Regions from separate parts of the Homo sapiens genome. Here region 1 is linked to region 2. Evidence: chromatin contacts called from ENCODE Hi-C or POLR2A ChIA-PET data. All regions are on one chromosome and are shown on one strand. The core of a region is the stretch at or near the end of the contact, and the rest is flanking DNA. Distances in the headings are between cores, read along the strand shown. Region 1 holds the start of SLC15A3 (solute carrier family 15 member 3). Region 2 holds the start of VWCE (von Willebrand factor C and EGF domains).

Region 1 (7,265 bases), core at 608-3,107, 340 kb after region 2:
TGGGTAAGACTCAGCTCTCTGGGCTAAGTCTGAGCTCATCTGCCAGCCTAGTGATCTTGCCAAGAGAGGAAGGAGCTGGATCTGATGTGATCTGAACTTCGTCACCATACCGTCACAGCTGATGACCTAAGCTTCCTCCAAGTCGAGGGATGGTGCAGCTCCATTGAAGTCTCCTCTTCTCTCCTCCAGGCTCTGCCCACCTCACGAGAGCACATGGTCCTGACTGCAGTGACTGCAGGAAGACCTGGGATGGAGGGCTTTGCTTTCTCACCATCCTCTTGGCCTGGCTTCTCTAACATGTTAAAAACTTACAGTGGCCCACAACTGTAATCCCAGGACTTTGGGAGGCCGAAGCAGGTGGATCATGAGGTCAGGAGTTTGAGACTAGCCTGACCAACATGGTGAAATCCCATCTCTACTGAAAATACAAAAATTAGCCAGGCGTGATGGCACGCGCTTGTAATCCCAGCTACTCAGAAGGCTGAGGCAGGAGAATTGCTTGAACTCAGGAAGTGGAGGTTGCAGTGAGCCGAGATTGTGCCACTGCATGGCAGCCTGGGCGACAGAGTGAGACTTCGTCTCAAAACAAACATACAAACAAACAACAACAACAAAAAATCCCTCGCTTTTTTGCTGGTATCTATAGTGCTTTTTTTGCTGGTATCTATAGCTTTTGTGAGACTCAGTTTATTTAGCTTTAGCTTTCCTGATATTATTATTCTTACAAATTTTGCCTTGGGACACTCTTTCCATTCATTGATTCAGGCAATACTTATTGAGCACCTACTATTTGCCAAGCACTGGGAAGCCATTGAGAATAAAACAGTGAAGAGTTAGAAAAGGTCTCTGATCTGATGGAGGGCCTATTCTACTGGTGCTAACTGAACAAGTAATATGTGCTCTGAAGACATTAAAACAAGACAATGTGATGGGGGATGCTGAGAATCCAGTAGGAAACTACTTAGATGGGAAAATCAGGGAAGGTCCCTACAAAGGAGACATATATGCTGAAACCTCAATAAAGAGAAGCAGCCAGCCATGCAAGGATATGGAGGGAGAGCAGTTATGGCAGAGGGGTCAGCAAAGACAAAGGCCCTGAGGCAGGGAGGAGCTTAGCATGGAAGGGGAACCTGGGAGGCCGGCTGGCTGGACTTGAGTGAACATGGGGCTGAGATGAGATCAGAGGAGAGCAGAGGCCAGATCCCCCGGGCTCCTAGGTCAGGGTGGGGCTGGTGCTTAGGAGTTCTGAGGCTGACTCTGATTTAGTCTGAGGTCGGTGTCCCTCTCAATCCCGACTCACTTGTGGTCCTCTATGGCCCGCAGGCTTGTTGAAAGTGCCCCACTTCCTTCCTCACAGCAGCCTCTGTGCAATCCGAATTGCGCTGTGAATTTCCCTGCCACTCAGGAGCCCGGGGCAGGGCTTCACCCCTAGTTCAGTTACCAGGAACCAATCTTTCTCCACCTTCCTGCCCTAGCCCCACTGGGTCTGTCTCTGCATCTGTGAAATGGCTGAGTGTGACCAAATGATGCAGGTAGCCTTTCCACTTCTTTCTACCCGTGGCGCCTCGGGTGGAGGCGTGGAGTTTGATTGGAAGAGGGTAAAGCAAAAGTGGAATCCTGGCGAGAAATGAAACTGAAAGAAAAAATTCCTCCTGGAATTTTTTGGCTCTAAGGAGGCCAGCAGCGGGGGTTTGGGGTAGGAGGCAGAGGTAGAGAAGGAGGGAGGTTTTTAGAAAGCTGACCGGGCAGGAGCCCTGTGACCCAGGCTTTCACTTCTCCTAAACACCCAGTAGCGCCATGTGATGCAGGCAGGGGACTGCGGATAGGGCCTGTGAAAGGGGAAGCGAGGGGAGCCCAGAGTTTCTCAAGAAGCCGAGAGAGGGACAGAGGCTGAGCCTGGGGGGAGGGCTGCAGGGGACTGAGAGGGGAGTGTAGGCAGTGGGGGTGAGGGGGACAGGGAGGAGGTGGAGAAGACGGCAAGGGGCAGCAGGGTGACTGGGGCAGAGGGAGCCCCCACCCCACGCCCAGGGCAGGCCAGGAGTCATAAGGAGAGGGGACAACAGGAAGGGGCGACAAACGGGGAGGGGAAAGGGAGGCGGAGGGGCAGCGAAGTGAAGCAGGGAGGGTCGCAGTGTGAACAAGAGTGCGAGGAAGGGTCAAGGTGGAGGGAGGAGAGGGGAGAGTTAGGGAGAAACAGCTGCAGGAGAGGCGCGGGGAGGAAGCCTTAGGGGTGGGGGAAGGGAGAGGGGAGTTGAGAATTAGGGAGGAGGTGGTAGAGTCCGGGTAGTGAGCGGAGGGACAGGAAGGGTAGGGCAAGAAAGGGAGAGGGGACAGGAGGGAAGGGTGGGCCAAAGCGGTGAGAAAGGAGGGCCAGCCAGTTGGGTGGGGGAGAGGGCCGAGGCCCGGGGGCAGGAGTGCAGGGCTCTGAGGCGGGGAGAGGAGAGGAGAGAAGAGCCGCGGGGGGCCCAGCCCGGAGCCAGGATGCCCGCGCCGCGCGCCCGGGAGCAGCCCCGCGTGCCCGGGGAGCGCCAGCCGCTGCTGCCTCGCGGTGCGCGGGGCCCTCGACGGTGGCGGCGGGCGGCGGGCGCGGCCGTGCTGCTGGTGGAGATGCTGGAGCGCGCCGCCTTCTTCGGCGTCACCGCCAACCTCGTGCTGTACCTCAACAGCACCAACTTCAACTGGACCGGCGAGCAGGCGACGCGCGCCGCGCTGGTATTCCTGGGCGCCTCCTACCTGCTGGCGCCCGTGGGCGGCTGGCTGGCCGACGTGTACCTGGGCCGCTACCGCGCGGTCGCGCTCAGCCTGCTGCTCTACCTGGCCGCCTCGGGCCTGCTGCCCGCCACCGCCTTCCCCGACGGCCGCAGCTCCTTCTGCGGAGAGATGCCCGCGTCGCCGCTGGGACCTGCCTGCCCCTCGGCCGGCTGCCCGCGCTCCTCGCCCAGCCCCTACTGCGCGCCCGTCCTCTACGCGGGCCTGCTGCTACTCGGCCTGGCCGCCAGCTCCGTCCGGAGCAACCTCACCTCCTTCGGTGCCGACCAGGTGAGTGGCAGGAGGCCTGCCCCGGCATACTCCGGCGGGTGTGGAGGGAAGGAGGGCTGGCCCCCAGCGTGACCTGGGACAAACCAGGTCCCCTGCCTGCACTAGTTTCCTGATTTGAAAGAAGAGGGGGGCTAGCCCTTGCAAAACCGATGGCAACCGCAGTGGGAATAACCATGGTTGTTTTTTTGTTTGTTTTATTTTTTGAGACGGAGTTTCACTCTGTCGCCCAGGCTGCAGTGCAATGGCGCGATCTCAGCGCACTGCAACCTCAGCCTCCCGGGTTCAAGCGATTATCCCTCCTTAGCCTCCAGAGTAGCTGGGATTACAGGGGCCTGCCACCACGCCCAACTAATTTTTGTAATTTTTTTTTTTTTTTAAGTAGAGGTGGGGTTTCACCATGTTGGTCTTGAACTCCTGACCTCAGGTGATCCACCTGCCTAGGCCTCCCAAAGTGCTGGGATTACAGGCATGAGCCACCACGCCAGGCAGGTTGGTCTTTTTTGAGCTACTTGCAGGCCCTATGCTAAGCACTTTCACTGTTTAACTGATTTAATACTCTTCACCACCCAGGAAGTAGGAATTATTATGCCCATTTTACAGAGAAAGACACTGAGAGGTTTCATGGCATTAATCAACTTGCCCAAGGTGACATGGAGGGTCGAGGAGCCGAGTAAAGGCAGCTGGACTCCAGGTCCCACCATGAACCTCCTCTCTGTGTGTTATGGGGATGTGCGGGCAGGGCAGGAGCAAGCCAGCTTCTTCCTACCAGCAGTGCTAGAGGCTGTCAGGCCGACTTGCTCAGATCCCAGCTCTGCCTTTCACTAGCTGGAGCCACATGGGCAAGAACTCATTTATATCCTGAATGGGCTGCCTGGTCTTCTCCCTTAGCTCAACCTCTGAGCCTTTCTCCGTTCCCCCTTGAACAGAGCATGGCACGTAGAAGAAATTTAATAAGTATTTGCTAAATGAATGAGTAAATGCCCAACAACACGGCTATATTTTGATAGCTGTTCCCAGTGGGATATTAGACAATAATTTAGACTAAAATGTAATATTATTAAAATAACCACATATGGTGTAAATGAGCAAAAGCAGGAGGCAGGACTGCATACAGATAGGACTGCAGCCATGTGGAAAGACGAGGTGTCAACGAAAGGAAACTGGAAAAAGATTGTCACAGTGGTATGATCAGGCCACTGGACTAATTGCACTTTCTTCTTGTCTCAGTTTATCAAATGTTCTTTGATTGCACATATTATACTCATAAAGGGGACATTTTTCAAAAGGATCGTTTCATCCAATTGGCACCCACAATTCAGCACCTAGCAGTTTCCAGTGTCCTTGACAAGGAGTCACTTGTCCAGCTTGTTTAGGATCCTTTGATGATGACTTCATGCCCCCAGGCCAGCCCTGGCCATCTCTTTTCTTTCTTTCTTTCTTTCTTTCTTTCTTTCTTTCTTTCTTTCTTTCTTTCTTTCTTTCTTTCTTTCCTTCTTTCTTTCTTTCTTCCTTTCTTTCTCTTTCTCTCTCTCTCTTTCTTTCTCTTTCTTTCTTTCTTTCTTTCTTTCCTTCTTTCTTTCTTTCTTCCTTTCTTTCTCTTTCTCTCTCTCTCTTTCTTTCTCTTTCTTTCCTTCTTTCCTTTCTTTCTTCCTTTCTTTTGACGGAGTCTCGCTCTGTTGCCTACGCTGGAGTGCAGAGGTGCGATCTCAGATCACTGCAACCTCCACCTCCCGGGCTCAAGCAATTCTCCCTGCCTCAGCCTCCCAAGTAGCTGGGATTATAGGTGCCCGCTACCACGCTGGCTAGTTTTTGTATTTTTTTAGGAGAGATGTGGTTTCGCCATGTTGGCCAGGCTGGTCTTGACTCCTGACCTCAGGTGATCCACCTGCCTCAGCCTCCCAAAGTGCTGGGATTACAGGCGTGAGCCACTGCGACCGGCCAGCCCTGACCGTTTCTTACTTCTTGTTGACATTCTTTCTGACCTAGAGACCCCCAATATTTGTCAATGGGAATCTCTCATCTTCCTTTAATCCTATTATTTCATTGACATCCCACTAGCACCCCCAACCCAGTACCCTTAACCTGTGTCATTGACCCTATTGACCTCCAGAGAGCCTCACCCATCTAGTACCCCCTGTGGCAAAACTGATCTTCTGGAGGCCAGGCCACTGAGCAGAGCCTCCCGTGGCATCAACAGGGCCAGAAGCTCCTGTACGTTCTCCCCTTGGCTGGGCACGAACTTTGGGTGGAGCAAAGGCAGGCCACAAGGCCTCATGAAGTCGGGACCTGATCCCTAGGACAGTGCAGAAACACCAAAATGATTTGAGGCAGGAATGGACATCACTGGATTTGAGCTCTTCAAAAATGGCTCCGGCTGCAGTGTAGATAGCATATGGGTTAACAAGAGTGGGTACTTCACAACAGGCAGGAAGCGGCTGCAGAATTCAGGGGGGCAGTCAGATGGGGATGTGGGGGTGGGTGGGACTGGCACCATCTGGCAACAGCTATACCCCAGGAGCTGCGTGTTTCACATACTTGCTGATTTCAGAAAGGGCCATCCATCACTCTCGACAAAGCATCTGCTCATTCTAAAAGAACTCATTTATATCCTGAATGGGCTGCCTGGTCTTCCCCCTTAGAGTTACAATAGTCACATTCATTTACTTCCAATTAATAAATGGAAGTGGCTGCTTCTAATGGGACCTATTCAATTTTCTGCTTGAAAGTCTAGAGCGAGAATTATCAGTGAGCTGGTATGCCCCTCCCTCCCCACTTCCAGGAGGACCCCGCAGAATCTCCAATGGAATGCGGGTTTAAGTGCATCTGTGTGGACTATAATTTTACATTTGAAAAAGGAAAAATAAATACTTGTCTTTTCCCCAATGCAACTACAGAAAGTAAAGTTTGACAAAATCGCCCTAGCTAGTGGAAATATAAATCTCTACTTGAAAGGCAGTAATGGATCCTGAGATTTGCAGGGGCATGGAAAGGGTGACTGGTTTAGCAATGTAGAGAAGTATTTATTCTCTCCATTGAAATGGCCCCTAGTCCTCACTGCTTTTTTTTTAAATGCAGATGCCCAGGTCCTGCCCCAGACCTGCTGAGTCAGAATCTGGGACCTGGGCCTGGGAGATTTGGAAGCAGCTAGTGCAGCTGACTGGAGCCAACAGACCAGAAGGGGCCTGGGGCCTGGCTGTTGCTGATTGATCCAAATTCTGGGTAAAGATTTTCAGCCCATCTGCCCTTGCTGGGAGGCCTGAAAAAAAACGTTTTTTTCACCAGGCCAGAACTCACTCTTGGGGCTGTGCCTGGGACCACCTCTGCTGTATATCAGAGGGACAAAAGTGGGGTGAAAGGATGGGTCACAGTAGGCTTCTCTGCTTGCCTCTCCGAACTGCAGAGGAAATTCTCGCTCAGACTTCTGTTCTTTCGGTAACATGCATACAACATTTTTAATAATGTGCAATAAAACTGAGATCTTATTGGCTTTTTTCTGATTATAAAAGTAATGAATAGGCCGGGCGCGATGGCTCACGCCTGTAATCCCAGAACTTTGGGAGGCCGAGGCGAGCGGATCACGAGGTCAGGAGATCGAGACCATCCTGGCTAACAAGGTGAAACCCCGTCTCTACTAAAAATACAAAAAATTAGCCAGGTGTGGTGGCAGGTGCCTGTAGTCCCAGCTACTCAGGAGGCTGAGGCAGGAGAATGGCATGAACCCGGAAGGTGGAGCTTGCAGTGAGCCGAGATTGTGCCACTGCACTCCAGCCTGGGCAACAGAGCAAGACTGTCTCAAAAAAAAAAAAATAATGAATAGTGTAGGTTGCTCAGTGAAAAACAAAGGGATAAATCAACCAGAAATGAACAAGTCCATCTGAGACATCTGTTGTATGTGTTCCTCTGCGACAATAAAAAAGCAGTGTGTGTCATGGGTATGCAAAAGCAGCTGGGCCAAATGTCCTGATCTTTAGCAAGTGACTCCCAAGAGAAGGATTCATTCATTCACTCAGCAAATATTTACTGAGCATCTGTTTGTGATCAGAGACTGGGAAAGTGTCGGAACGCCCACCACCCACTGACCCAAGAAGTGTCTCTGTAGGAGGGAGGGGTATGGGTACAGAGAGTGCCCCGGACCCCTTTGGCCCTCACTGTCACCCCTTCCTGAATGGCAGGTGATGGATCTCGGCCGCGACGCCACCCGCCGCTTCTTCAACTGGTTTTACTGG
Region 2 (7,001 bases), core at 3,026-5,525:
TAAAACCTGGAGATGGTGGATGATCCCCACGCCACAGCCCTTTTGTCTCTGCAAACTGCCTTCTTCGGAAAGAAGAAGGTGGGAGGATGTGAATTGTTAGTTTCTGAGTTTTACCAAATAAAGTAGAATATAAGAAGAAAGGTACATTTGTTTTTGCTTTTATTCACCCTGCCCAGCTATCCAGGACTCCAGGTTAACTATTCTTAATTTACTGCGAACTTAGGCAGTATCCTCCCTTTTATGGCAGTTGTTGCATTCACTTGCCCTTGCTGTTAGAACAGCTCTTTTCAAGTAGTGAAAGTGAAGACATCTATACCTCTTCTTCATCACGTGATTGTTTGATGGGATCCCAAGGATGATGGGCTTAGAAATTCACTGGTCTTTTTGGTTGTCCTTGACACCATTTGATTCTTACTTGCCTCTGTCGGTAACCTGCTGGGCCTGGGGGTTGCCTGGACTGCCTTTCCTGGTTTTATAGCCAGCTCTGTGTGCAGTGTCCAGTCATCTAGCCCCCAGGCCACCTAGTAGCTCCTCATGTACCTCCCAGCTGCTTGTTGCCACATGCCCTTTGGACCCTCATTTTGTTTCCTCTGATCTAATCAAGTGAACCTTTGGTGCTTTTGGTTTGAGAATACAGCAGGAGTAGGGCACATATGGGATTCACTCTTCTGTCTGGCAAACAAAGCCTGTCTTCTTTTCAGCTTGGTGGGCCAATGTCTGGGACCACGTTTCTCTCAGTGATCCGGTGGGAAGAAAGGCTGCTCTGTCCCCACGGTGGAGTAGGGTTGATACTAGGCATATTGGTGGCTCCTTTAAGACCAGCCTTTGATACAGTGTCAGGAAAATTGTGGTTGCAAGTTCAAATTGTGGTTTTGAGAGATTCTAGCTTAAAAAGAAAAGAGCTAAGAAGCATCCCTGGTTTGAGGGTCTTCTGGAGGAAGTTTCCTTCCCTGAAGGAATTCCTTGTGTTTTATTACCTTTTTTTCCCCTTACTCTTCTGAGAGTTCTGCGGGTGGGGGATAAGGGTCTTAACAAAAAATAATCAGCCTCTCAAAAACCACAGGTTGAACTGGAAACCCAACACTGTGATTTGAATTCTAGAAGTCATAGTTTGAATTTGAAAGGGCCTGCCCCCCTGCCAGAGGCCAGCTTTAATGAGGCAGGCAAGCAACAGTCTCCACATTGTGATTATTTTAAAAATTTAATCCTAGATGGGAGCGCTGACTATAAGGTGTCATAATCAGAAAGACAGAATGTGGTGGGATGATCATTCTGGGGCACTTTTGTGGTCTGACCTGCAGCTGCTGAGACCTGCTATTGAGAAGAAGGTTGTCAATGACTTGTCTTGAATTTGGAAGCCTGTGGAGTCCTTGCTATGTTTTGCTGATTTTTTGTTTTGTACACTCTTGGGTGTATTCACTCGGGATTGAATTCCAACTTTGGAAACTGATGTTCTGCTGCCATACTCCCACATCCCCTCTTAAACACCATTAATCACCTCTCTAGGGGTGAAAGGTTGTCTTTGGAGCGTGGCTGTAGCCAACTGGAACAGCTCCATTCCATGTAGGCGCTGATGAACTAGCATCACTCCAGGCCTCTGCACGAAGGGACCTTTGGGAGAATAATAGAAACACTGACTCATCACATGACCATTTGAAGGGATCACAAGCCAGAGGCTGTCATTCTGCAGCCAACAACAACTTGGATCCTCCACCCTCGGTGGAGGGTCCCTTTTGTTACTGAGAAACCACAAGCCACAGAAGTGGGAAGAAACACAGGAACTGCAATCAAGGGATATGCCCGAACTAGTCTTGAACAATAGTAAGTTAGAGACTCTGTGTCCAAACTGAGAAACCTCAGGGTCAAACAAAAAGACAAGAAAAACAAAAACCAAACTAAAGGGGAAAATGTTGATAGGAGCAAGGTGAATGCCATAAGGTCACAGAAACTTTATGGGGAAATGAAAGAAATGCCAGGGGCAGTTTGGACGTTGTTTGGAGATTCACTAACAGGAATTTACTGTGTACTAAGTATCCTAAATTCCTTAGGGTAGATGTGGGTTTTCTTCAAGCACAAAGTTGCATCTCAGCTATTCCAGCTGCTCATTGGCCAATATGGAGCAAACTCTGCCAGGGAGTGAGTTTTACAGGGTGAGGTGGAGCAGGTGGGGCTCCATAATGTAGCTAAGAACAGAGGTAGCTGAGGTGTGCTGGAGTGTGAGAAGATGGCATGAAATATGGAAGCCATGTGGACACTTGTTCTGTGTATGCCTGTTGAAAATTTGGGTAGCTCCCCTAGGGCCAGGAAAAAAGAGCACCTATTTGACATTGGTGGTTTAGGGGCAGTGGAGGGGGAAAGTGTAACCTTCAGATGTTTGGGGCAAGAGAGAAAGATGCCTTAGGATTCCGAGGGTCCTTGGGACTCAGAATGGATATGACGGAAATTGCATTCATCTTATGTTACAGAATATTTTGGCTCCTACTTGTTGAGAATATGTTGACAAGAAAATGGGCCAAAACAAACAAGGTGAGATACGGCCTCAAGGTGAATGTCTGCAAAAATGTAGCCACAAGCCGGGTGCGGTGGCTCACGCCTGTAATCCCAGCACTTTGGGAGGCTGACGTGGGTGGATCATTTGAGGTCAGGAGTTCAAGACCAGCCTGGTCAACATGGTGAAACCCCGTCCCTACTAAAAATACAAAAATTACCTGGGCATGGTGATGTGCGCCTGTAGTCCCAGCTACTCGGGAGGCTGAGGAAGGGGAATTGCTTGAACCCGGGAGATGGAGGTTGCAGTGAGCCGAAATCGTGCCACTGCATTCCAGCCTGGGCGACAGAGAAAGACTCCATCTAAAAAAAAAAAAAAAAAAATGGGGCCACACAGCTTCAGGTAGGGAGACCACTTGGCAGCTTGTGTTTAAATAACATAAAAGCACAACAAAAAATGCCTGCTTTTTTTCGTTCTTTTTTTTTTTTGAGATGGAGCCTTGCTCTGTCGCCCAGGCTGGAGTGCAATGGTGCAATCTTGGCTCACTGCAACCTCTGCCTCCTGGGTTCAAGTGATTCTCCTGCCTCAACCTGAGTAGCTGGGAATACAGGCGCCCGCCACCATGCCCAGCTAATTTTTGTATTTTTAGTAGAGATGGGGCGTCACCATATTGGCTAGGCTGGTTCTGGAACTCCTGACCTCAGGTGATCCGCCCACCTCAGCCTCCCAAAGTGCTGGGATTACAGGTGTGAGCCACCGCGCCCGGCCACCTGTGGTTTTTCTTTACTGCAAACTCAATGTGTCATAATTAACATCATGGGGTTGCCAAAAACGTAATATTAGGGTGCATTAGTAAAAGTATGGTGTCTGCAGGAAGGAGGCACGAGTCCAGGCCACCGCTGGTACGCCATGTCCATTTGTGGCCACCAATGTTAAGCACCTCAGTAAAGGCAGAGGTAGCAGGAAGGCCAAAGGAACAGGGATTGTTCAACTGGGAAGTGAAGACACTTTAAAACAAATGTGGTTCAAAACTGGATTGGGCCGCTTCTTAACAGATAGTGAGTTTCTTACCCCTGGAAGTATTTAAGCAAAATCTTGACTAATTGTGGGTGGCTAAGGGAAAGATTACTGCATGGAGCAGAAGGTAAAATCAGTTATCCTTTCAGCTTTCTCCCAGCGGGATGATTTTGATTTCCGCACCCCTTCTTTGCCTAAATCCCTAGGCAGCCCCCCAGTCTCTGACCACGGCCTGGGGCAGCTGCAGAAGGGGCAAAGAGGAGCCTTCCAGATCTGCTGCTGCCTCTCCACTGCCAACGGCGCCAGCTGCTTCCTGGTCTTGCCACCAGCAGTCGGGAGGCCGGCCATCTGCCCCCTGGGTGCCCAGAGGAGCCCGGGGCTTCAAAAGTGGCTAGGGCCCCAGGCCAGGGAGCGGTTGGACCCACAGATCAACGCACTCCGGCGTTAGGGTGCAGACCTTCTGGCAGGCTGGGGGCAGGCCTAGAACTGCTCAGCGGCACAGCGACCTGGCGTCGTGGGTTCGAATTTCCACGGTTCCCACCTCGTCACAACAAGGCGTCTCGGGTCCCACCGACAGGGGCCATGCCCGGGGCGCGCAGCCTCTGGTGCTAGCCTTGTTCCCGAAGTCTGTTTCCTCCCGGGGCCTCGGTCTGACGCCTTCAGTCAGCGCTTCGCAGGAAGCCGACTCCCAAACCGGGGCAGGGGGTGTGGGCCGAGGGCGAAACCCCGCCCCCAGGGGTCCCTGATCTTTGCCCCCGCCCCGGGCTCCGCGCCTCTCGGAGAGGCATCAGCAGGCGGGCGGCGTTGCCTTTGTGTGTTTCGCTTCGAGGTGCCAGAGACCCTCCCCACAATCGTCCGCCGCGTCCCCTCGCGGCCCTCGGCCCCTCCTCTCGGCGTCCCAAGCCCCCCTGCTCAGCTCTGCGTGCCATTTCGGGGATCGCTGGTTCGCTCCCCACGGCGCCAGGAGGAGGGGCGAGGGCCGGCAGCCCCCTCTCCCGCGCGCGGCGCAGGAGCCGAGCCCAGCCCGGGGGACCCGCCGCCGCCGGTCATGTGGGCCGGACTGCTCCTTCGGGCCGCCTGTGTCGCGCTCCTGCTGCCGGGGGCACCAGCCCGAGGCTACACCGGGAGGAAGCCGCCCGGGCACTTCGCGGCCGAGAGGTAAGCGCCCGGAGCTCCTCCCCGCTCCCCCGCCCGGGAGAGCGCTACCGGCGTGCAGTCGAGAGGCGCGGAGGGGCGCTCAGGAGCCGCAGGCAGCCGCGTGTCGGGGCTTCCTCTGGGGTGCTATCAGCGCGGGCACAGCTCGGGGACGGCACAAAGAGTCAGCAACTTGTGCCTCTAGGCGGGTGCTCATCGTGCCCCCCTGGCTGGGGCTGTCCAGACTGGGACCTGGGAGATCGGAGGTCCAGGCGTTGGGTGACTCCTAATGTGCCCTGGAGCGCGGACCTCTGGAGAGGGGAGCCCAGGACGTGCCATCTGGTCTCCGGACTGGCTGGCTCACCCCCCAGCGTGCCCGTGGCTCTGCCCGGGCAGCGCCTGGCCTCCCCTGCCGCGCGGGGCTTTCCCTGGGTCTTGGCCCTACGAACTTCATGGACCTTGGAACAGCCGGGGTCTCTGGGTCACTTTTCGTTTTCTGTCCGTGCGTGTGCGCGCGTGGGGGTGGGGTGCATGCCCCTCCGCTGTCTTTCGCGATGGATGCCGCCCTCCGCACGTGCTTTCCCCCGGGCCGCGGTGGGGCCGTGCGCGTGTGTGCGTGATGCTCGGAGCTAGGGAACACTGTGTCAGCAGGCGGCCTGGCCCGCGGCCACGTCCTCCGGGGGGCGCGCAGCGGGGGCGGCCCGGCCAGGCTTGTAGCTCACACGTGTGTTCCACAGCCACCGCCAGTTCCTGCTCAGAACCTGCCCCGACTCCCCGGCGTTCCACAGGCTCCCACCACCTGTCCCTCTGTCACCAGCCCTAGGAGGCTCCTTAGGGCGCTCTGGCGGGTGCTCGGTCCCTGCCCACCTGAGAGTTCGACTCCATCAGCCTCCCTGGGCACCCTTTTATCTGCCGCCTTGGTGGCACTGCCTGTCCGTTTCTGAGAGTCCCAAGGCTCCGCTCATTCGCCCGGTCCCCTCCTTCTCAGGCTGCTGCCATAATCACTCCAGCAAGGGGGTGGATGAGACTTCACTGCCAGCTCCCGCCAGCAGGAGGGCCCCCCCTTTCTTCTGTGATGACCTCAGAGAGGGAAAAAGGCCCCAGGGACAGCTTTCCTCAGACTTTTGTGTGCTGCCATTGCACCCTGAGCTTCCCTTTCCGGAATACTTGTCACATTTTGGCACAGATTTTTCTCCCCAAGAACACGCTAAGTTTGCCTTGTCCCATGTCCCCAGTGCCCAGCGCAGAGTGGGTGCTTTACAAAGTGCCTGCCTCGCAGAATCATCTTCCCTCCGCTCTGAACATTGGTGGAACACCATTGGGAAGGGGTTTCTTGTCCCTTTTCTGTTGCGGTGGGGTTGGAAGCTCAAACCAGGCTGGATTTCATCACCCTCTGTCCAGTCCATGACTGGAGCTGGTTGCAGTTGTCCTCTCTGTCCCCCTCCAGGCCTGCAGTTGTGCTGTTTCCCCTGCTAGAACACCCTCTCCCTTCCTCTTCTTTTGCTGGCTGCCCTACTTTTTTTTTTTTTTTTTTTGAGACAGAATCTTATTCTGTCACCCAGGCTGGAGTGCAGTGGTGCGATCTCGGCTCACTGCAGCCTCTGCCTTCTGGGTTCAAGCGATTCTCATGCCTCAGCCTCTCGAGCAGCTGGGACAACAGGCACATGCCACCACACCTGGCTAATTTTTTTTTTTTTTTTTTTTTTTTTTGAGATGGAGTTTTGCTCTTGTTGCCCAGGCTGGAGTGCAGTGGCGTGATCTCAGCTCACCGCAACCTCCGCCTCCCAGGTTCAAGCAATTCTCCTACCTCACCCTCCCAAGTAGCTGGGATTACAGGCATGCGCCACCATGCCCGGCTAATTTTGCATTTTTAGTAGAGTCGGGGTTTCTCCATGTTGGTCAGGCTGGTCTCAAACTCCTGACCTCGGGTGATCCGCCCGCCTTGGCCTCCCAAAGTGCTGGGATTACAAGCGTGAGCCACCGCGCCCGGCCTGTATTTTTTTTTTAGTGGAGACAGGGTTTTGCCATGTTGGCCAGGCTGGTCTCAAACTCCTGACCTCAAGTTATCTGCCTGCCTTGGCCTCCCAAAGTTTTCTCTCTCACCTCAGCCTAGATGCTGCCCTTCCAGGAACCCCCCCTGACCCTCCTCAGGGCTCCACAGTCTGTCCCACTGTGGCATTTGTCACTCTATGCTGTTATCACCTAGCTCCTGGTCTGCCCTACTTTCCTTGAAGGTGGGGGCAGTAGTTTGTTTATGGCTGTATGGTCACGCCTTACTCAGCACCCAGCACCAGTTGGATGCATCTGGCTTCCTGCCCTTTCTGGACCTCATTCCTGCTTGAACAGACCCCTACTGCCTCCA

The links. Hi-C counts contacts between places; a loop is a spot of excess contacts on that map. ChIA-PET counts read pairs that join two places held with the same protein, here RNA polymerase II (POLR2A). Pooled maps may share reads with other maps.
Region 1: a pooled map shows a loop between it and region 2 (9-fold over the local background). The contact joins the promoter of SLC15A3 here to the promoter of VWCE in region 2. A Hi-C loop is called at or near these places in 2 of 37 single-sample maps with no recorded cell type and 5 of 50 pooled maps. POLR2A ChIA-PET finds 5 or more read pairs at or near these places in 3 of 52 experiments (OCI-LY7, PC-9 and activated CD4-positive, alpha-beta T cell).

The regions. Positions count from the first base shown.
Region 1 is chr11:60,946,768-60,954,032 of GRCh38, reverse strand. It overlaps SLC15A3 (solute carrier family 15 member 3), which reads left to right and starts at 1,857. Exons shown (of 8, transcript NM_016582.3): 1 at 1,857-3,039; 2 at 7,212-7,265. The coding sequence starts at 2,482. RefSeq lists an enhancer at 1,545-1,684 and silencers at 1,865-2,094, 2,415-2,574.
Region 2 is chr11:61,292,590-61,299,590 of GRCh38, reverse strand. It overlaps VWCE (von Willebrand factor C and EGF domains), which reads left to right and starts at 4,275. Exons shown (of 20, transcript NM_152718.2): 1 at 4,275-4,663. The coding sequence starts at 4,554. DDB1 (damage specific DNA binding protein 1) reads left to right here. Exons shown (of 27, transcript NM_001923.5): 27 at 1-140. RefSeq lists silencers at 4,196-4,265, 4,446-4,755, 5,196-5,455 and an enhancer at 4,522-5,224.